4 separate regions of the Homo sapiens genome follow, and all the other regions are linked to region 1. The links are chromatin loops, found by intact Hi-C in ENCODE. Cell type or tissue: heart left ventricle. All regions are shown on one strand. Each heading gives the region's core, and the rest is flanking DNA. Links, peaks and the distances in the headings are about the cores only.

Region 1 (5,494 bases), core at 533-4,532:
GCCACCCAAATGTCCCTTCAAAAGATGAAGAGATAAACACAGCGTGGTCTAGCCACACACTGGAATAGGACTCAGCCGTGAAAAGGATGCCGGGCGTGGTGGCTCATGCCTGTAATCCCGGCACTTTGGGAAGCTGAGGTGGGTGGATCTCGTGAGCTCAGGAGTTTGAGATCAGCCCGGGCAACATGGCGAAACCCTGTGTCTACAAAAAATACGAAAATTAGCTGGGTATGGTGGCTTGTGCCTATAGTCCCAGCACTTTGGGAAGCTGAGGCAGGTGGATCACTTGAGCCCCAGAGTTTGAGACGGGACTGGGCAACATGGCGAAACCCCATCCCTACAAAAAGTACAAAAATTAGCTGGGCGTGGTGGTGCACACCTGTAGTCCCAGCTACTTGGGAGGCCGAGGCGGGAGGATAGCTCGAGCCCTGGAGGTTGAGGCTGCAGTGAGCTATGATTGCACCACTGCACTCCAGCCTCGGGGACAGAGCAAGACCCTGTCTCAAAAAAAAAAAAAAAAAAAAAAAAAAGAAGAAGGAAAAGAAAAAGAATGAGGCCTTGGGCTGGGCGCAGTAGTGGTAGCTCACACCTGTAATCCCAGCACTTTGGGAGGCTGAGGCAGGTGGATCACCTGAGCTCAGGGGTTCAAGACCAGCCTGGCCAACATGGTGAAACCCCATCTCTACTAAAAATACAAAAATTAGCCGGGCATGGTGGCGGGCACCTGTAGTCCCAGCTACAGGCCGAGATCGCGACATTGCACTCCAGCCTGGGCATCAGAGTGAGACTTCATCTCAAAACCAGTAAATAAATAAAAATAAAAGAACGAGGCTCTGACACAGGCTACAACATGGATGCACCTTGAGGACATCATTCAGTGAGGGACACCAGAGACAAAAGGCCACACAGTGTGTGATGCCATTTCTTTCTTTCTTTTTCTTTTCTTTTTTTTTTTTTTTGAGACGGAGTCTCACTCTGTCGCCCAGGCTGGAGTGCAGTGGCGCAATCTTGGCTCACTGCAACCTATGCCTCCCAGGTTCAAGCGATTCTCCTGTCTCAGCCTCCCAAGTAGCTGGGATTACAAGTACCTGCCACAGTGCCTGTCTAAATTTTGGATTTTTAATAGAGACGGGGTTTCACCATCTTGGTCCGGCTGGTCTCGAACTCCTGACCACATGATCCACCCACCTTGGCCTCCCAAAGTGCTGGGATTACAGGCATGAGCCATTTCACTGAAATGTCCAGGACAGGCCAAGCCACAGAGACAAGAAGGGGATGCGTGGGCACCAGGGCTGGGAGAGGAGACAGGGAGTGGTGGCTGATGGGGATGGGGTTTCTTTTAGGGGGGATGAAATGTTCTGGAATTAGGCCAGGCTCGGCGGCTCACATCTGTAATCCCAGCACTTTGGAAGGCTGAGGCAAGAGAATCACTTAAGGTCAAGAGTTCGAGACCAGCCTGGCCAACATGGTGAAACTCCATCTCTACTGAAAATACAAAAAATTAGCCGGGTGTGGTGGCATGTGCCTATGATCCCAGCTACTTGGGAGGCTGAGCCATGAGAATTGCTTGAACCAGGAAGGTGGAGGTTGCAGTGAGCCGAGATTGCGCCACTGCACTCCAGCCTGGGGGTAAAAAAAAAAAAAAAGAAAGGTTCTGGAATTAGATAGAGGTGAATGTACTTAGTGCACTTTGACTTGGACACTTAAAAATGGCTAAAATGATGCATTGTACATCATGCACATTTTACTACAAATTAAAAGCTCATTAAGTCAAATGCGAGGTGCATCAGCCTGTGGTAAGGCAGGCGGCTGGTGGGGAACTAGCTAGGGTGGGGAGGGAGGCTATTTTACACCCAGGGCTCAGAGAAAGCCTGACCGAGATGGTGGCATTTTACAGACCTCAAGATGAGACTGGATAAGAGGAAGGAACTTGTTAAAATCTGCAAAGCTCCGAGAACAGCGCCTGGCAACCGCCCCGTGACTGTTGGCTTCTCCGATGGGGATGATGTTTCATCACCTCCCTGAGGGCCACGATGTTCCCGGCACTGGGAACAGCCCGTGCAAAGGCCTCCGGGTAGAAATGCACTTGGCAAGTTGCAGGCCAGCAGGGTTGGAGTGGAAAGAGCCAGGGAGCCTGGTAGGTTTGGAGGTGGGACAGGCTCTTGGCTTTTGGGTGGCGGTGGGAGCAGTTCCTCTCCCGGCCCCCAGGGGGCAGCACGGACTGCAGGGAGCTCAGGGCTGTGTCCAGTTCTGCAGACCCAAACCCCCGCCAGTCCCCCTGTTACAATCTTTCTTTTTTAGAGACAGAATTTTGCTCTGTTGCCCAGGCTCGAGTGCAGCGGTGCAATCATAGCTCACTGCAGCCTCGAACTCCTGGGCTGAAGTGATGCTCCTGCCTCAGCCTCCCAAGTAGCTGGGACTACAGGCACGCATCACCACCCTTGGCTAATTTTTGTATTATTATTATTACTTTTTGTAGAGATAGGGTCTTGCTATGTTACCCAGGCTGGTCTCAAACTCCTGGGCTCAGGCGATCCTCCCACCTCAGCCTCCCAAGTAGCTGGGATTACAGGCATGCACCTCCGTGTTTGGCTAGTGTGTGTGTGTGTGTGTGTGTGTGTGTGTGTGTGTGTGTGTATATATTTTTTTTTTTTTTTTTGGGGTAGAGATAGGGTCTTGCTATATTACCCAGGCTGGTCTTGAACTCCTGGGGCTAGTGTGTGTGTGTGTGTGTGTGTGTGTGTGTGTGTGTGTATATTTTTTTTTTGGGTAGAGATAGGGTCTTGCTATATTACCCAGGCTGGTCTTGAACTCCTGGGCTCAAGCGATCCTCCCGCTTCAGCCTCCCAAAGTGCTGGGATTGCAGGCGTGAGCCACCGCACCCGGCCCCCTGTTACAGTCATTTGCTGAGTGAAGGCAATGAACCAACCCTGCCCCGCGCTGGGAGGTTCAGGGCCACGCATTCTGAAGAGGACAGAGCGGTGGCCCCCGAGTGTCCAGGAGAAGTGGCCAGAGCCGTTTCCTGCTGACCCAGCTGGCCAGCTGGTGTCAGCACGCCCCCTCCGCCTCCCCCGACCGGGGTTTCCTGTTTGTGCAGCGCCTGCTCAGCTCCATCTCTGGGGGACTCCCTGGCGAGCTGGGAGGACGTGATTTCCTCTACCAGACGCCCAAGCTCCCCAGGGGACCAGGCCAAGCGCCGCTGCCCCCACCTCCCTCCAACATCTGGCTTGGAGAGAGGCGTCTGGGGATCACAGGAGGCCGCGGAGGACCCGGGTCACAGACGGAGGAGTCACCGGGGGCCAGTGAGGAGTGGCCTCAGGCCTGTGAACCTCCGAGAACCTTCCAGCCTCCCTGTGCATGCCTGTTCCGGTCCTTCCAAGAAGGACGCCTCACCCACTCGCTTTCTCTTCCTTCCTTCTTTTCCTTTCCTTTTTTTTTTTTGAGACAGTCTCACTCTATCCCCCAGGCTGGAGTGCAGTGGCGTGATCTCGGCTCACTGCAACCTCCGCCTCCTCCTGGGTTCAAGCAATTCTCCTGCGTCAGCCTCCCGTGTCCTCCTAGTACAGATGGGGTTTCGCCATGTTGGCCAGGCTGGTCTTGAACTCCTGACCTCAGGTCATCCACCTGACTCGGCCTCCCAAAGTACTGGGATTACAGGTGTAAGCCACTGCGCCCTGGCCCCTTCCTTCTTTTTCTTTTCTTTTCTTTTTTTTTTTTTTGAGACGGAGTTTTTACTCTTGTTGCCCAGGCTAGAGTGCAATGGCGCGATCTCAGCTCACTGCAACCTCTGTCTCCCGGGTTCAAGCAATTCTCCTGCCTCAGCCTCTCGGGTAGCTGGGATTACAGGCATGTGCCTCCACGCCTGGCTAATTTTTGTATATTCAGTAGAGACAGGGTTTCTCCATGTTGATCAGGCTAGTCTCAAACTCCTGACCTCAGGTGATCCACCCACCTCAGTCCCCCAAAGTGCTGGGATTACAGGCGTAAGCCCCCGCACCCGGCCCTTCTTTTTCTCTCTCTCTTTCTTTTCTTTCTTTCTTTCCTTCTTTCTTCTTCTTCTTTTTTTTTTTTTTTTTTGACAGAGTCTCGCTGTGTCGCCCAGGGTGCACAATCTCGGCTCACCACAACCTCTGCCTCCTGGGTTCAAGCGATTCTCCTGCCTCAGCCTCCCGACTAGCTGGGATTATAGGTGTGTGCCAACATGCCCGACTAATTTTTGTATTTTTAGTAGAGACGGTTTCACCATGTTGGTCAGGCTGGTCTCGAACTCCTGACCTCAGGTGATCCACCTGCCTTGGCCTCCCAAAGTGCTGGGATTACAGGCGTGAGCCACCGCACTTGGCCCCTTCCTTCTTTTTCATCTCTCCTCCTTCCTCTCCCCATATATCCTCTCTTGTCTTCTTCTCTCTGCTTCATCCCTCCCTCTCTCCTTCTTTTCTTTCTACAAGTATTTATTGAGCACCCACTCTGCATCAGGCCCCATTCTAAGCCCTGAGGGCACAACAGAGATGTAGACAGACAAAGCCTCTGCCCTGGAGGAGGTGACATTCCACTGGGGAGATGAGCAGACACCCGTGCAGTCACTAAACAACTAAGCAAATCCATAGGCAATCACTAACTTCCTCTGAAGGAAAGAAAACAGAGGGCTGAGACTGAGGGTAGCCAGGCTGGGCGCGGTGGCTCATGCCTGTAATCCCAGCACTTTGGGAGGCCGAGGCGGGTGCATCACAGGGTCAGGAGATCGAGACCATCCTGGCTACCACGGTGAAACCCCATCTCTACTAAAAGTACAAAAAATTACCCGGGTGTGGTGGTGGGCGCCTGTAGTCCCAGCTACTCGGGAGGCTGAGGCAGGAGAATGGCGTGAACCTAGGAGGCGGGGATGGCAGTGAGCCGAGATTGCGCCATTGCACTCTAGCCTGGGCGACAGAGCCTGACTCTGTCTCAAAAAAAAAAAAAAAAAAAGATTGAGGGTAGCCAGAGGCTGCTTATGCTGAAGGGGTTTAGGGTAGACCTCTCTGAGAAGGGGGCATTTGAGCTGAGACCAGGGGAGATCTGGAGAGAACAAGCGAGCAGTTAGTTGGCTGTTTAGACAGAGGTAACAGAATGTGCAGCGGCCCTGAGGCAGGACTGGGTCTGGTGCACTGGAGGAACGGCGAGGAGGTCTGTGTGGCTGGGAGTGGACGACGGGGAGAGAGGGAGGAGGGGAGGACAGGGCAGGGATGGGACAGGTTGTGCAGGGCCTTGTGGGCCACAGGGAGGACCTGGGCTTTTACCCCAAGAGAGGTGGGAGCCGTGGATGGCTGTGCGCAGAGGAGGGACGGGCCCTGACTTGGGGGCTCACAGGTGTCCTCTGGCCATAGTGAGAAGGACAAATGGTGGGGGCCAAGGGCAGGAGCTGGGGGCTAGGATGGAAGTGACTGCTCTGGTCTAAGTGAGGTTAATTTTCCCACTTCCTATCCCTACAACATAGAATTACACTGTCCTACCCATC
Region 2 (5,494 bases), core at 884-4,883, 100 kb after region 1:
TCTGCATGTTTTGCTCTGAAGGTATTCTGCAGATGTGCTGAATGTCTAGAGTCAGCTGCCTTTAAGTGAAGGAAACGACCCTCTGTAATGTGAGTGGGCCTCGTCCAATCAGTTGAAGGATGTAAGAGCAAAATTCGGGTTTTCCCAGAGAAGAAGGAATTCTGCCTCAAGACTGGGACATAAAAATCCTCATTTCTTCAGGCACGGTGGCTCATGCCTGTAATCCCAGCACTTTGGGAAGCCGAGGCAGATGATTGCCTGAGCTCAGGAGTTCGAGACCAGCCTGGGCAACACAGTGAAACCCCGTCTTTCCTGAAATACAAAAAAATTAGCCGGGCGTGGCGGCGTGTGCCTGTAGTCCCAGCTACTCGGGAGGCTAAGCTGGAGAATCGCTTGAACCCGGGAGGTGGAGCTTGCAGTGAGCAGAGATCGCGCCACTGCACTCCAGGCTGGGTAACACAGCGAGACTCCATAAAAAAAAAAAAAGAAAAAAAAAAAGTCCTCGTTTCCAGACTGTGGGGACTGCCCTACAGTTTTTGGACCCAACACTGCAACACTGACTCTATTTCTGTTTTTTTTTTTGTTTTTGTTTTTGGTTTTCTTTTTTTTTTGGAGACGGGGACTCATTCTGTTGCCCAAGGTGGAGTTCAGTGGTGCAATCTCGGCTCACTGCAACCTCTGCCTCCTGGGTTTCAAACAATTCTTGTGCCTTGGCTGCCCGGTTAATTTTTGTATTTTTAGTAGAGACAGGGTTTCGCCATGTTGACCAGGCTGGTCTTGAACTCCTGACCTCGTGATCTGCCCGCCTTGGCCTCCCAAAGTGCTGGGATTACAGGCGTGGGCCACCGCGCCCGGCCTGCAACATTGACTCTTACCTGAATGTCTAGCCTGCTGCCCTGTTCTATAAATTTTAGACTGGCTAGCCCCCATATCAAGCAAATCAATTTTTTTTCTTTTTCTTTTCTTTTCTTTCTTTTTTTTTTTTTAGACGGGATCTTGTGCTGTCACCCAGGCTTGAGTGCAGTGGTGTGATCACAGCTCACTGCAGCCTTGAGTTCCTGGGTTCAACTCTGCCTCAGCTTCCCAACTAGCTGGGACTACAGGTGTGTACCACCACACCTGGCAAATGTATTTTATTTATTTATTAATTTGTTTGTTTGTTTGTTTTTAGAGATGAGGATACCATGCTGCCCAGGGTGGTCTCAAACTCTTGGGCTCAAGAGATCCTCCTGCCCCAGCCTCCCAAAGTGCTGGGATTATAGGCGTGAGCCACTGCACTCCACAATTCCTTAAAATCACTCTCTCTCTGTCTCTCTGTCTCTCACACACACAAACACTCCCCATTGGTTCTGTTTGAGAACCCTGACTAACACACAGCCCATCACTTATTTTTATAAATAAAGTTTTATTGGTATACACACCCACACCCACTCACTTACATATTGTCTGTGGCTGCCTATTGACTACAGGGACAGAGGTGAGTAGCTGCAATGGGGACTGCCTGGTCCACAAAGCCTAAAATATTTACGATACGGCCTTTTACAAGAAAAAATTTGCTGATATTCAACCTACAAAAACATTTAACAACACAGATGAATCTTACAAGCTTTACGTTGAGGACAAAAAGCCTGTCATTATGGGATTTAGTGTAATGTAGTTCACAGTGGGCAGTACTGATTGATTAATTTACTTTGTTATTTATGTTTGAGATAAACATATGTTCACGTTTTGGGTCTCACTGTGTTGCCCAGGCGGATCTTTAACTCCTGGCCTCAAGTGATCCTTCTGCTTCAGCCTCCGAAAGTGCTGGGGTTACAGATGTCAGCCACTGTGCCCTGTACTAATTTATGAAGACAGAAATCGGGCCAGTGCTTAACCATGGGAAAGTTAGAGACCAAGGGGGAGGATCAGGGTGACTTTGTGGGTGGTGGGGGAAGCAGAAATATTATTTTTCTTGATGAGTTCAGGGACCTGATTACACAAATCATAAATGTGTTTGGTTTGGGACAATTTTTGAGCTGTACCTTTATACTAGATATACTTTCCTATTTGTAGGTTGAATATCTATCAAAAGTTAATACAGGGCCGGGTGTGGTGGCTCACACCTGTAATCCCAGCACTTTGGGAAGCCAAGGCGGGTGGATCACTTGAGGTCAGGAGTTCGAGAACAGCCTGGGAAACATGGTGAAACCCCATCTGTACTAAAAAATATAAAAATTAGCCAGGCATGGTGGTGTGCGCATGTAGTCCCAGCTACTTGGGAGGCTGAGGCACAAGAATTGCTTGAACCTGGGAGACGGAAGTTTCAGTGAGCCGAGATTGCACCACCATACTCCAGCCTGGGTGACAGAGCCAGACTCCATCTTAAAAACAAAAAACAAAAAACAAAAAACAGTTAATATGGGCACGGTAGCTCATACCTGTAATGCCAGCACTTTGGGAGGCTGAGGCTGGGGGATCACTTGAGGTCAGGAGTTTGAGACCAGCCTGGACAACATGGCAAAATCCTGTATCTAGGCCGGGCGCGGTGGCTCACACCTGTAATCCCAGCACTTTGGGAGGCCGAGGCATGCGGATCACGAGGTCAGGAGATCGAGACCATCCTGGCTAACACGGTGAAACCCCGTCTCTACTAAATATACAAAAAATTAGCTGGGCGTGGTGGCGGGCGCCTGTGGTCCCAGCTACTCGGGAGGCTGAGGCAGGAGAATGGCGTGAACCCAGGAGGCGGAGCTTGCAGTGAGCCGAGATCGTGCCACTGCACTCCAGCCTGGGCGACAGAGGGAGACTCCGTCTAAAAAAAAAAACAAAAACAAACAAAAAAAATTAGCCGGGCGTGGTGGCAGGCACCTGTAATCCCACCTACTCCAGAGGCTGAGGCAGGAGAATCGTTTGAACCCAGGAGGTGGGGGTTGCAATGAGCCAAGATTGCACCATTGCACTCCAGCCTGGGAGACAGAGTGAGACTCCGTCTCAAAAAATAAAAAAATTTAAAAAGAAAGAAAGAAAGAGAGAGAGAGAAAGAAAAAAGAAAGAAGGAAGGAAAAGAAAGAAAGAGAAAAAGAAAAAGAAGAAAACGGATAGAAATGCATGGGGTAAATAAAAGGGAAAAGAAAGGAACCGAAGAATGAAAATCACAGGATAAACCCTTCAATAATTTGAGACGGTCATAGAAGAAGCTTTCATGGTCATGTGCTTCCCTCTAGTGACAACCACAAGCATCGCGGCCGTTCATCACTTAAATTTCAGAGGGCTGCCCATCAGAATGGCTAATAATGCTGCAGCGATTTATTGCACGGATGCATCGCTTACAAAAAAAAAGAAAAGTGCCTCTCAATGCTTATTCTGTTTATTTCCAGTCTTTTCCCGCCACAAACTAGGTGGCACTGAATATTCTTTTTTCTTTTTTTTTGATGGAGCCTGGCTCTGCCCAGGCTGGGTGGAGTGCAGTGGTGCCATCCCGGCTCACTGCAACCTCCACCTCCCAGGTTCTAGCGATTCTCCTGCCTCAGCCTCCCGAGTAGCTGGGATTACAGTCGCCTGCCACCACACCCAGATAATTTTTGTGTTTTTAGTGGAGATGGGATTTCGCCATGTTGGCCAGGCCGGTCTCAAATTCCTGGCCTCAGGTGATCCGCCCACCTTGGCCTCCCAAAGTGCTGGGATTACAGGTGTGAGCCACAGCACTCAGTCTTAATATACACACACACACACACACACACACACACACACACACACATATACATATACATATATATATTTATTTATTTATTTTATTTTGAGACAGAGTGTCACTCTTGTTGCCCAGGCTGGAGTTCAATGGCATAATCGTGGCTCACTGCAACTTCTGCCTCCCAGGTTCAAGTGATTCTCCTGCCTCAGCCTCCCGAGTAGTTGGGATTACAGGTGCCCACCACTATGCCCAGCTAATTTTTGTATCTTTAGTAGAGACAGGGTTTCACCATGTTGACCAGGCTGGTCTCGAACTCCTGACCTCAGGTGATCCACCCACCTCGGCCTCCCAAAATGCTGAGATTACAGGCATGAGCAACCGCACCCCATATTTATAGAGCCACGATCTCCCTATGTTGCCCCGGCTGGTCTTGAGCTCCTCGCCTCAAGCAGTCTTCCTGTGTCAGTCTTCCAAAGTGTTGGGATTATCGGTGTGAGCCACTACACCTAGCCTTATTGTAGTTTTAACTTGAATCTACCTTCCTATGAATCAGGGTGAACATTTTCTCATATATTTTAATTAATTTATTTATCTATTTTTTATTATTTATTTTTGAGACAGGGTCTCTCTCTGTTGCCCAACACTGGAGTGTAATAGCGTGATCTCGACTTACTGTAACCTCCGCCTCCCGGGTTTAAGTGATTCTCCTGCGTCAGCCTCCTGAGCAGCTGGGACTACAGTCATGAGCCACTATACCTGGCTAATCTCTGTATTTTTTGTGGAGACAGGGTTTCACCATGTTTCCCAGGCTGGTCTCAAACTCCTGAGCTCAAGGAATCCTCCCAACTCGGCCACCCAAAGTCCTGGGATTACAGGTGTGAGGCACTGTGCCCAGCCATTTTCTCACAGATTTAAAGTCCATTTTTATTACTTTTAGGTATTTTCTGTGGTGATGTGTTCATATCCTTTGCATATTTTTTCAGTTGATCTTTTCTTATTGATTTGTAGGAACTCTTTACATATTTGTTGCCCAGTAAAATTCTTTTGCAAGTACATTGCAAATATTTCTATAATGTTTGCTGTTGTTGAGGATATATATATAATGTGTGTGTGTGTACACATAATTGGATTAGAAACCAAAGTATAACATTAATCTGTACAAATCCATACTGATAGAGATTTTTTTTTTTTAGATGGGAGTCTCACTCTTGTCACCCAGGCTAGAGTGCAGCAGCACGATCTCGGCTCACTACAACTTTCACCTCCCAGGTTCAAGTGATTCTCCTGCTTCAGCCCCCCAAGTAGATGGGATTACACTTGCCTGCCACCACACCCAGCTAATTTTTGTATTTTTAAGCTAATTTTTGTATTTTTAGTAGAGATGGGGTTTCACCATGTTGGTCAGGCTGCTCTCAAACTCCTGACCTCAGGTGATCCACCTGCCTCGGCCTCCCAAACTGCTGGGACTACAGGTGTGAGCTACTGCGCCTGGTCCTTCAGTGCCAATTATGAGCCATGCTCTCTGATGTGGGGTGCTAGAGGCCCTGAGAAGGCTAGGACAGAAGTATCTCCCTCCCTGCAGTTGAGTGAGGAACAGAGACGCCTGCCAAGTCACATACAGCATGACTGCAGTGTGTGTGTGTGTGTGTGTGTGTGTGTGTGTGTGTGTGTGTGTGTGTGTGTCTGTTACATTCACAAGAATGGGGCTGGGTCAGACACTACAGCAGGAGGACCTCCTTTAGTTGGGGGAGGGGTGTTCTGGATGCCATTTGAGTTGAGGCCAGATGGAGGAGGCACAGCCAGTTTGTCTAAGGGGAGGTG
Region 3 (5,494 bases), core at 724-4,723, 90 kb after region 1:
TCTTTTTTTTTTTTGAGATGGAGTCTCGCTCTGTCGCCCAGGCTGGAGTACAGTGGTGCAATCTCGGCTCACTGCAATCTCTGCCTCCCAGGTTCAACCGATTCTCCTGCCTCAGCCTCCCGAGTAGCTGGGATTACAGGCATGCACCACCACGCCTGGCTCATTTTTGTATTTTTAGTAGAGACGGGATTTCGCCACTTTGGCCAGGCTGGTCTCGAACTCCTGACCTCAGGTGATCCACCCGCCTCGGCCTCCAAAAGTGCTGAGATGACAGACGTGAGCCACCGCGCCTGGCCTGTCCCATTTTACAGATGGGAAAACTGAGGCTGAGAGAGGAAGGGGTCTGTCCCAGGGATCCATGGCCACATGCAACACTTAGGCTCCTAGGTCCCCTCACGGTCGCACCCAGGCCGTGCAGGGCAACATGGTGGGACTCAGATCCCAAGCGTGGAGGCCGCTGCTTGTGTTTCTGCTGAGTCAAGGCCCCAACCCCTCCTGCAGCCCTCCCAAGAGGTGAGGCTTGCTCAGGATGTGGTTCAGGGTCTGTTTGGGCTCAGCCCTAGAACCCTCCCTCCCAATCTTCCACACGGTTGGGGAGGAGAAGCCCAGCAGCAACAGGGATGAGGGATAGACAGCTGGTAGCACTTCCTGTGTTTGGCGATCCATGGAGCAGGACATCTACCCAGTGTTTCTCCCTCACTGGACACATTACTTGTTCTTCAAAGTGAAGCACTTTGGGGCCGGGCGCGGTGGCTCACGCCTATAATCCCAGCACTTTGGGAGGCCGAGGTGGGTGGATCACGAGGTCAGGAGATCGAGACCATCCTGGCTAAGACGGTGAAACCCCGTCTCTACTAAAAATACAAAAAATTAGCTGGGCGTGGTGGCGGGCGCCTGTAGTCCCAGCTACTCGGGAGGCTGAGGCAGAGAATTGCTTGAACCCAGGAGGTGGAGCTTGCAGTGAGCCGAGATCGCGCCACCGCACTCCAGCTTGGGCGACAGAGCGAGACTCCATCTTAAAAAAAAAAAAAAAAGTGAAGCACTTTGGGAGGCCGAGGCGGGCAGATCACCTGAGGTGAAGAGTTTGAGACCAGCCTGGCCAACATGGCAAAACCCTGTCTGTACTAAAAATACAAAAATTATCCGGGCGTGGTGGCGGGCGCCTATAATCCCAGCTACCTGGGAGGCTGAGGCAGGAGAATGGCATGAACCCGGGAGGCGGAGCTTGCAGTGAGCCAAGATCACGCCATTTCACTCCAGCCTGGGCGACAGAGTGAGACTCCCTCTCAAAAAAAAAAAAGACACAGAGCAATGAGCAGGTGGATGATGGCCCTTGTGGGGTAGACGGGGAAACTGAGGCTCAGGAAAATGCAGTCTTTTGCCCATGGGCCCTGGGGCTCCAGGCCAGGGAGCTAGTGTCCTGAGTTCTCTGAAACCTTCCGGACACCGTGGAAAGAGCTGGGCTTTGGAGCTGGCTGAGCTGGCCCTGCTTTTCCCGCTCACGTGCTGTGCAGCTTTGGATGAAGACGTGGAACCAAGCTTGGCCCTGCGCAGTAGGGAAAGGAGAGCACAGAGCGTGGCAGAAGAGTCAACCCCAGCCCCTCTGTCCCATAGGGCTGGCACCGTGGGTGTAGGCACAGGCATCACCTGGCTCTCCAGAGCCTGCCCACACACTCCAGGCCCTCATGCCCAGCCAGGCGGAGCCCCAGGGAGCCAGCCTCCGAGGTCGCAGTCACAGACTGCTGGCATCTATCCCTTCACAGATGGAGAAACTGAGGCCTGGGGTACTAGGACCTCACAAGGTGGGCGATATGAAGGGTGGCGATGCTGCCTGCAGGTCCTGGAGTCCTCCCAGCTGAGGGTATTTCCCTGGCCGAGCCTCTCTCACCATATCCCATGAATGAACTTGCCCAAGCTGCTTCTGTTTTCTGGGCCTCAGTTTCTCCATCTGTCTAAGAGGAACCCGCTAACATGCCTGGCAGGGGTCACGGCACGGAAGGGAACGTCACCCATGTCTATGCAGAGATATTGTGATTTCCAGCCCCACAGAGCCCACGGAGGTCCCATTCCCTGACACCTCCACCAACACCCCTGTCTTCAGAGGTTCAAATCTTGGCTCTACCACTTACAGACCACGGGACCTTGGGCAGATGGCGGCCTTGCTTCATGCCTCAGTTTCCCTATCTGTAAAATGCGGACAGTCATATGACTGTGGCTGTCACTAAGTGCTGTTTGCCCCAGAGACCTTCCCCCCAATCCCTCACTCCCTTCCAGAGCAGGGCTGGGGTCTCCTCTTTGCACCACTGGGTGGGGGGCGCCCTCTACCGCCTACCCACAGCTTTGAAAAGCCCTGAAGAACCAGAGTCTCCCTCCCTCAATGGGAGAGGCAACTCCTGCTTCTCTCGCTCTAAAAAGGAAATTCTGGGCCGGTGCGGTGGCTCATGCCTGTAATCCCAGCACTTTGGGAGGCCAAGGTGGGTGGATCACCTGAGGCCAGGAGTTCGAGACCAGCCTGGCCAACATGGTGAAACCCCGTCTCTACTAAAAATACAAAAGTTAGCCGGGCATGGTGGCGTGCACTTGCAATCTCAGTTACTCGGGAGGCTGGGGCAGGAGAATCGCTTGAACCTGGGGGACAGAGGTTGCAATGAGCCGAGATCACGCCACTGCACTCCAGCCTGGGCAACAGAGTGATACTCTGTCTCAAAATAAATAAATAAATAAATTAATAAAATAAATAAATTAAAAAAAGGAATTCCAGCCAGGTGTGGTGGCTCACACCTGTAATCCTAAGACTTTGGGAGGCCAAGGTAGGTAAATCAGTTGAGGTCGGGAGTTCAAGACCAGCCTGGCCAACATGGTGAAACCCCGTCTCTACTAAAAATACAAAAAAAAAAAAAAAAAAATTAGCCAGGGATGGTGGCACATGCCTGTAATCCCAGCTACTAGGGAGGCTGAGGCAGGAGAATTGCTTGAACCTGGGAGCTGAGGTTGCAGTGAGCCAAGATAGTGCCACTGCACTCCAGCCTGGACAACAGAGCGAGACTCTGTCACAGAAAAAAAAAAAAAAAGGGAATTCCTTGGCCTTTGCCCTTTGCCCTCTGACCTCCAGCCTCAGGTCTGGGGCAGCCAGTATGCAGTCTCCCAGCCAGTGGCCGAAAGGAGCAGGGTGACGGTCCTGGCAGCCCAGGGACACATCTGGATGGAGGAACTGAGGCCAGAGCTGGCTGGACACTGGCTCAGGGTCGCATGATGGAGCAGCCTAGGGTACGGGGGCCCTTCCTTGGGGAGGAAACCCTGGGGTCAGGGATGGGACCCCTCTGCCACTGGAGGTAGGGAGCAGGCAGCTGGTGCCCAAGGTGGGTGGGTAACGACAGGAAGTCGGTTACTGAGGAGGCAGTTGTTGGCACTTTGATTTCCTGCTGTGCCGCAGGTTATGTAAAGGGCTGGGAGTGGCCGGGCACCCCAACACCCCGCCCACCCTGTGCCACCCTGGGGCTTGTCGTACAGAGAAGGGAAGGAGAGGCTCAGAGTGGGATGTTTGGGAGCTTGCAGCCATCAGGCAGGAACGTGAGCCTGGGCCCCTTGGGACCTGGCACCATGACCTCAGTTCTCTGTCCCCTGCCCCCAGCCTCCCTCCACTGGGCTCCAGGGAGGTGTAGGGTGAGAGGTTCCCAGCTGATTTCTCAGCTCCCAGCCCTGCCTCTGACTTGCTTTGGGAACATCAACTTCAGTTTCCCATGTGTGCAATGGGCCTGGATTCTTTCTTTACTTTTTTTTTTAATTTTAATTTTTTTTTTTTTTTTGAGACTGAGTCTCACTTTGTCGCCCAGGCTGGAGTGCAGTGGTGCGATGTCAGCTCACTGCAACCTCTGCCTCCCGGGTTCAAGCAATTCTCCTGTCTCAGCCTCCCGAGTAGCTGGGACTACAGGTGCACGCCACCACACCCAGCTAATTTTTGTATTTTTAGTAGAGACGGGGTTTCACCATAGTGGTCAGGCTGGTCTCGAACTCCTGACCTTAGGTGATCCACCTGCCTCGGCCTCCCAAAGTGCTGGGATTACAGGCGTGAGCCACTGCAACTGGCCATTTCTTTACTTATTTCTGTTGCTGTTATTTTCTTTTAGTTAGCAGATACTTTCATGTTAATATACGTGAGGGCCCGTTCTAAAATGCATAGCTAGATGTGGTGGCTCATGCCTGTAATCACAGCACTTTGGGAGGCCGAGGCAGGTGGATCACGTGAGCCCAGGAGTTCCAGACCAGCTTGGGCAATATGGGAAAAGCCCATCTCTACAAAAAAAAAGTAATATAAATTAAGAATAAATGCATTATAAGGATTAACACGATTAATCCTCTTGGGGGGTCTGACTGCTATGATGATCCCCACTTTACAGATGGAGAAACTGAGGCACAGAGCAACCAAGCAGCACAGGGTGGCAGAGGTGGTAAAGGAGGGGGTCAGGATGGGAACCCAGGCCCCTCTGTGGGTGGACTGCCCTGATGGTGGGGAGGTTCGTGTTGGCCTCCCCAGGACACAGATGGAAATACTGGGTCTTGGTGAGGGCCAGGGCCAGGCTCGGGGTCAGCGGTGGGTGAGCACAAAGCCAGACACCCCTGGTTGCCCTCTCTGGGTGATGGTGCCCAGTGTTCCACATCAGAGCACCCACCAGGCATCGTGGACATCTCGGAGGCCCAATTGGCCACCACAGTCACGGTGCTCCAGGGCCAGTCTGAGGGCGAAACTGTTCCCTGGGTGTCTGTAGTGTGGGCTGGGAGCAGGCAGCGGCTCTCACCCGGCATCCACCATGGGCCATGCTCACTCCTTGCATGGGCGTGTTCTCAACAACCTGGGGGTTGGGACCACAGGGATCCCATTTTTTTGGAAGAGGAAGCTGAGTGCCAAGTGGAGAGGCCACATCCTAGGGGCCCAGCAGAGTCCGAGCCTGACTCAGTGCCCTTGGCCTTGGCCTCTCAGACTCACTCCACTGGCCAAGCCTGTCCAGCCCCACACCCCTGCCACCGGCAGGACTTGGTGTGTGTGACTGGGGGAGGAGCGGGCCTGGGTGGCTGGGAAACCAGGTAGGGGTATGACCAGAGTGGGGGGTGCTGGGTATGCAGCCCCCTCCCTCCTGGAAGAGGCCTAGCCCGGAGCACCCCACCCCCAGCCCTGTTGGCAGAGCGATTAAAGAGAGAAGGATGAGGGAAAAAGCCTGAAAGAATTAAACAAACAAAGGGAGAGGTCGGTTTATATAATCTCTGGTACAACGTGTCCTCTTGAGCCAGGATTAGGCCGTGGCGTTTCCCAGGCAGCCGTGGGGGCGGGTGGCAGACGCCCTGCTCCCTCCTTGCTCTGTGCCACTGCCTGCCCTGGCTGCCTCCCTCCCCGTGGGGGCCCTTCTGTATCCCCAGGTTGGGGAAGCTCCAAGGGGGGGCCAGGTCCAGCTGGGAGGATGCCAGCTCCCCCTGGGAGGTGGGGGCAGGTCCGGGAATC
Region 4 (5,494 bases), core at 508-4,507, 68 kb after region 1:
CCGTCTCTACTAAAATTACAAAAATTAGCCGGGCATGGGCGAGGGTGCCTGTAATGTCAGCTACTCGGGAGGCTGAGGCTGGAGGTTCGCTTGAACTCGGGAGGTGGAGGTTGCAGTGAGCCAGGATCATGCCATTGCACTCCAGCCTGGGCAACAGAGCGAAACTCCATCTCAAAAAAAAAAAAAAAAAAAATATATATATATATATATATATATATATACACACACATACACATACATATACATATGTCTCCTTTATGGAAATACACGAGTATTTCCACAAGTACATCCTTTATGGAAATATACACATATGCACATGTATCCTCTATAAGTGTGTATTTCTCAGTCCTGCAAATGCTCCAACTATAGATGGTAACATTCTGGAGCGGGGTTCCACCCAGGAATGGGGGTGATCAGAAAGATTGGATTTTTTTTCCTCTGGATACAGTTGTATCCTCTTCATATGATCACTAATGGCTTCAGTAATTAAAGGAAAACTTAAAAAGTTGAATGCAATTCACAGAGCAGCTCAGGCAGGGTAGACAGGAACCCCCAGCCCCCCATGGTAACCCCACAGCCACCACACCCAGAGAATAAAGGACATAATCTTGCAGGCAAATGATTACACAGCAGTGCAGTGTGCAGTCAGCCTCCCCTAGCCCCGCACCTGCTCAGCAAGGGGCTCACAATGTCAGCTCCCCAGGAACCTTGCAAGGGTCCCATGTGGTCCCATTTTACAGATGAGAAACTGAGGCTGTAAGAAGGGATGTTAAAGTCAAGTGAGTTAAAGGTCAGATAGGCCGTTGAGGCTGGTACAGATAGACACACACACCACACACTACGACCTACAGAGACACACAGACACACATCGTGCAGACTCAAGCAGCTGCAGACACAGACTCCACACGACACACAGCTACATACACAAAGACACAAATACACGCACAGACTCACATAAAAACAGACCCATATATCATCACAGCCTTCCCCCCACACCTGACCTCAGATACCTCCTCAAAGAGGGGCGAGCAGAGACACACACACACACACACAGACCCACATGGCACACACACAGCCACAAACACACCCTCCCAACTCCCCACAGGACGCTTCTTGACAAGCACAACGCATGGATATAGCTGCCCCCACACAAGTGCAGACACAACCACAAACACATGGGCACTTGTCCACAATCACAGACACACTCCACACAAAAGCACACACTCTTACAAGCACACACACACCCACAAGTGGAACCCCCCGGTATTCCCATACAGGCACACACAGAGTCACATACGCACCATCACAATGACACACAGCACGCCACCTCCCTGCTCCTCCTGCACCAGCTCTGCCTGGAGCTGGGCTCTCGGCCCTGCAGAAACGCGGTGGGGACAGGGAAGGGCAGGAGGGTGAGATGTGGTTGTCTATCCCCCCGCAAGTGCGGTGTTTGTGTCCGTGAGTGTGTCTGCCCATGTGTGTCTGTGCACGCCTGTGTGTGTGACGTCTGTCTCTAGACAGGCCTGTGTGTGTCTATGTGAGTCTCTGTGTGGTTGTGTGTGCAGAGTCATGCAGACACAGGCACCGTGAGGGAGTGTCGTGTGTGTGTGTGTGTAACTATGACTGCATGCACGTGTGTCCCACTGTGCACAGAACCCAAAATGGGGACAGAGGGCCATGCCGTGTGCTGAAGGCCAGGGCATCCAACCGTCCCTCCGGGAGTGCGGAGGGAGATAGCTGTGAGTCTGAGGCTGGGAGTGGGTGTGAGGGATGGTGACAACCCGAGAATGACCTTGAGTGTTGTTGGGGGAGGCCTCTGTGTCATTGTGGGAGGGTTTTCTCTCCTTCTTGACATCCCAAACAGCCCCCCATGATGGGATGTCAAGAAGAAAGCGAGAGAGACCAGCCTGGCCTTGGGCTTTTTATATTTAGAAAATTATATCAAACGCACTGGGGGTGGGGTGGGGGTGGAGAGCGGCGGGGATTTCCCTGGAGGTGACAAAACAGCTCTCTGTGCCCACGGCCTCTGGTCCATTGGGGGCAAGTGCTGGAGGCGGGACTGCGGGACCAGTCCCGGTGCCCCTACGCTCTCCCCAGCATAGGATAATAGGGGTCTCCTTAGCCACCTCCCGGGCCCGTCCTAACCCCTGTGCTGCTGTAACCACCCACCCCTCGGGACTTCCACGGCCTCTCAGGGAGGGGGAACCCCTGCCGCCCCGCCCCTCTCGGGGCAGGTCCCCGCGCAAGCGCAACCCCTGGCGAGCGACGTCTGCGTGCCGAGTGATCGCGTCCCGGCGCCACCTCGCGCCCGAACCTCCAGCCAGGACCCCCTCGGGCCAAGCGGATGGGGGACCCCGAAGGCTGGGGGAAGTGGAGGGGACGTAGGGGAAAGATAAAGGGACAGAGTTTTGAAAAGGTGGAGGGAGCGCTCTTCCTCCGCCGCCCAGGCAGTCCCCAGTTACAGGAAAAAAGGAACTGGGGGAGGCGAGGCCGGGAGTGGAAGGCAGACCCTTCCCTAGGGGGAGGCTCAGCGCCAGTCACTCGCACACAGCAAGCGGCACCCAACTGTCCCCTGGAACGCGGCCACTCGACAGTTCTCCACTCCCTGGCGACCCCCCCCAACCGCCACACACCCACACGGGGACACCCCACGGTCACCCAGGGACACGCGGCTCCGCGGACACGCAGCCCAGCCATAGTTTCACAACACCGTCCCGCAGGGACGCGCGCACAGTCGCCCAGTTATCCAAAGACACAAGTGTCCCGCAGCCGCACAATGCGGGCGGCGCTCACAACACAACACGCGCCAGCACGTGGATGTGCAGACACACGCGGACACAGAAAGCGGCGGAGCCGACGCGCCGGGACCCGCGGCCCCAAGGCAGGTACACTACCACCCCGCCGCGCACACCCCAGACGCTCCCCCAGATGCCAATGCCGGCCCGTTACGGAGCGCAGGGGCTCCCACGCACCCCTCGAGGTGCGCACGACACCGACGCCAGTCGACCGGACACCGGAACCCCAAGTGCAGCCACCGCCGCTCCAGGGCCTGGGGCGCGCCGGGCCGAGACCCGGGGGTCCCTCCCAGCTGGGGACCCCGCGCGCGCGGCAGCGGGGCCGGGGGTCTGCCGAGGGGCGGGGCGGGGGCGGTGCGAGGGCAGGCGGGGCGGCTGCTCCTGCGCGGCGCCGAGCGCGGCCGCCCGCCCGGCTCCAAGTTCAAGGCGCCCGGCGGCGGCCGCGGCGCGCTCTCCGCCCCTCTCCGCAGCGGCCATTTTCCGCTAGCTGGCGCGCCGCGCTCGCCCGGGCCGGGGCACCCCGCGGGGGCCGCCGCGACCCCCGCCCCACGCGCCGTCCCGCCGTGCGCCCCCTCCCTGGCCCGGGCTCCCCCACGGACTGCGCGCTCGGGGGTCGTGCGCCCAGGGCCGCGCCCTCCCGCCTGGGGTCTGGCCCGGGGAGGGGGCGGGGGCCCGGCCTGGGGTTGCGGGGGCCTTCTCCGGGGAGCCCCGCCCTCCTCGCCAACTCGCGGCGCCCGCGAGGGGCCCCCCACTTGGGGTCTCCCGCGGCGCCCCGCGCGCCAGCTCCGCCCCCAGCCGGGGTGCGGGGGGGGATCGTGGGTAGGGGTCCCGTGGCGACTGGCGAGTGGGGGTCCCCGCCTCGAGCCCCTCCTCCGGGCGGCCCCCGCCCCCTGTCCCCCCAGATCTTGCAACTTTCGCCCGGAGCCCACGCACCACCCCAAAAAGTCCCCGGGCGAAAACGAAAGTGGGTGCGGCGACGTACCATGGCGCTGCTGCGAGGAGGCGAGGCCGGCGCCGGAGCGAGCGCGCTCGGTCCCCGGCGAGGGGGGGGCCGCAGGCGGCGGGAGGAGGCGGCGAGGGAGGGCGCGCGGGGGAGGGAGCGAGCGCGCCAGGGAGGGGGCGCGCCGCGCCCGCCCCCCCGGCCCGCAGGACCCTCCCCTCGGCCCGCCCTCCCCCCGGTCCCGCGCACCGCCCGCGCCTCAGGCTGCTCCGCGCCGCGGCCCCGGCTGCGGCGGCTCCGGCTGCGGCTCCATCCCCGGCCCGGCCCGCGCAAGGGGAGGCCCGGGGAGCGGCGGAGGCGGTGGCGGCGGCGGCTGCAGGTCGCGGGGCCCCGGCTGGGCTCGCTGCGGAGCGAGCGGATCCACCTTCGCCGCGGCGCGCGCGCACACACACGCGCACACACACACTCACGCGCAGGCGACTCGGGGACACCGGCGGGCCGGGCCTCCTCGACTCAGCCACGGACACACACACACCGCACACGGACACGCGCAGAGATCCCCACGCGCGGCGCCTACAGCGTGTGACGGACACACGGCCCGTGGGTGTCCGCCGGGCACACGGGGACCCATGCTCGAAGCCGGTGGGGCATCTGGGACACACACCTTCTGCAGGAGGTCAACACAGACGCACACTCGCAGCCTGTGGGGCTGGCACCCCGAGATCTCACAGACGCACAGTCCCAGAAAGACACCCAGACCTCAGAGGGACTCACGCGCCGACCCCCGGGACCCCTCCCCGAGCAGCCCTGGCCGGTGACTGCAGGTGTCCGGGGGACACGCGGCTACACACACGCACAGCAGGGAGACGGGACAGACGGGGACACAGACAGAGACTCCGACACCGAGGGCGACAGACCTGGGGCGGGGGTCCCCTGGGGGTCCCGCAGGGGCTCCAGGCAGGGGGCGGCAGGGGAGCGCTCGCAGCGGCCCCCGTAGGAAGTGGGGGGCAGCGGGCGCCCCCTCCCCCGGTCAGGATTAATGGCGAGGCCTCCGCAGCGGAGGAGGGGCCGGGCCGAGGTGGGTCAGCGCCCCCGCCCCTGCCGCGCGAGCCGCTGCGGGTTGGGACCGGCTGCCGCAGCGCCCCCCCAAGCGCTCTCCCGCAGTCCCCCTCCTCTGACAGCCGCAGAGTAGGCGCCGCCCCCTCGCCCCCACCGGCTCTGCGTCTGGCGCAGCTGGGGGAGGTTGCAGGGGGTGTGGGGGGAGTGTTGCTCCGACCTGACGGGTGAAAGGGGTTCTGCTATGGTCCTTCTGTCTTTCCCCAGTTCCACCCCCCTCCACACACACTGAGGATCCAGGATTTCAGGGACCCCTTTGGAGGAGTGGTTCCCTGCTCCCCCAGGGAGGACGCCAGGGTGAGGGTGAGAGCAGGTGGCACCCCGGGAGGAGAATCAGTTCCCGGAGCGCCCCTTCGGAGCGATGGCTGAGTCTGGGGGTTCTGGAAGTTGAGTCTGGCACTCTGGGAGCTGAGCAGTTCTAGGCGACGTTGATGCCAGCAGCTCTGCCCACATGGTAGGTGCTCAGTAAGTGTTGTCTACGCGAAGGATGTCTCAGCCAGCCCTGAGGCATTTACCCTGTGCCCTCATCTTCAGACGCTGAGGCTTTCCCATTTCATTTCTGCAGTCTTCGCCCCATAGTTCAGAAGGAACCAATGAGGCCCAGAGAGGGGTCAACCTGGGGTCAACCAGCAGGGACACTAAT

Evidence for each region. Hi-C counts contacts between places; a loop is a spot of excess contacts. Peaks named below come from ENCODE experiments on the same cell type or tissue, not always from the same donor. Only the 100,000 strongest peaks of a DNase experiment are listed, where the experiment ranks them.
Region 2: it touches region 1 in a loop (5-fold over the local background); 87 of 110 quality-filtered maps call a loop at or near these places.
Region 3: a loop joins it to region 1, with 3 times the contacts of the local background. A loop is called at or near these places in 92 of 110 quality-filtered maps.
Region 4: it touches region 1 in a loop (14-fold over the local background); 54 of 110 quality-filtered maps call a loop at or near these places.

Annotation. Positions count from the first base shown.
Region 1 is chr19:3,426,397-3,431,890 of GRCh38, reverse strand. The region is part of intron 3 of NFIC (nuclear factor I C); the gene reads right to left. Among named protein-coding and RNA genes, the nearest start is that of SMIM24, 51 kb to the left of the region's middle. In heart left ventricle, for the core only: CTCF peaks have their summits at 1,989, 2,194 (motif pointing right) and 3,075 (motif pointing right); DNase peaks (open chromatin) are centred at 2,100 and 3,200; H3K4me3 peaks cover 1,053 bases; H3K27ac peaks cover 3,613 bases.
Region 2 is chr19:3,324,854-3,330,347 of GRCh38, reverse strand. No RefSeq gene overlaps it. Among named protein-coding and RNA genes, the nearest start is that of NFIC, 39 kb to the left of the region's middle. In heart left ventricle, for the core only: a CTCF peak has its summit at 3,203 (motif pointing left); a DNase peak (open chromatin) is centred at 3,227.
Region 3 is chr19:3,336,695-3,342,188 of GRCh38, reverse strand. No RefSeq gene overlaps it. Among named protein-coding and RNA genes, the nearest start is that of NFIC, 27 kb to the left of the region's middle. In heart left ventricle, for the core only: a CTCF peak has its summit at 2,318 (motif pointing left); DNase peaks (open chromatin) are centred at 1,588 and 3,518; H3K27ac peaks cover 853 bases.
Region 4 is chr19:3,357,969-3,363,462 of GRCh38, reverse strand. It overlaps a transcript of NFIC not described here. Among named protein-coding and RNA genes, the nearest start is that of NFIC, 5.9 kb to the left of the region's middle. RefSeq lists silencers at 2,191-2,320, 3,071-3,120, 3,831-3,920, 4,081-4,210 and an enhancer at 2,771-2,880. In heart left ventricle, for the core only: a CTCF peak has its summit at 2,338 (motif pointing left); DNase peaks (open chromatin) are centred at 2,252, 2,712, 3,822, 4,182 and 2 weaker places; H3K4me3 peaks cover 3,227 bases; H3K27ac peaks cover 3,474 bases.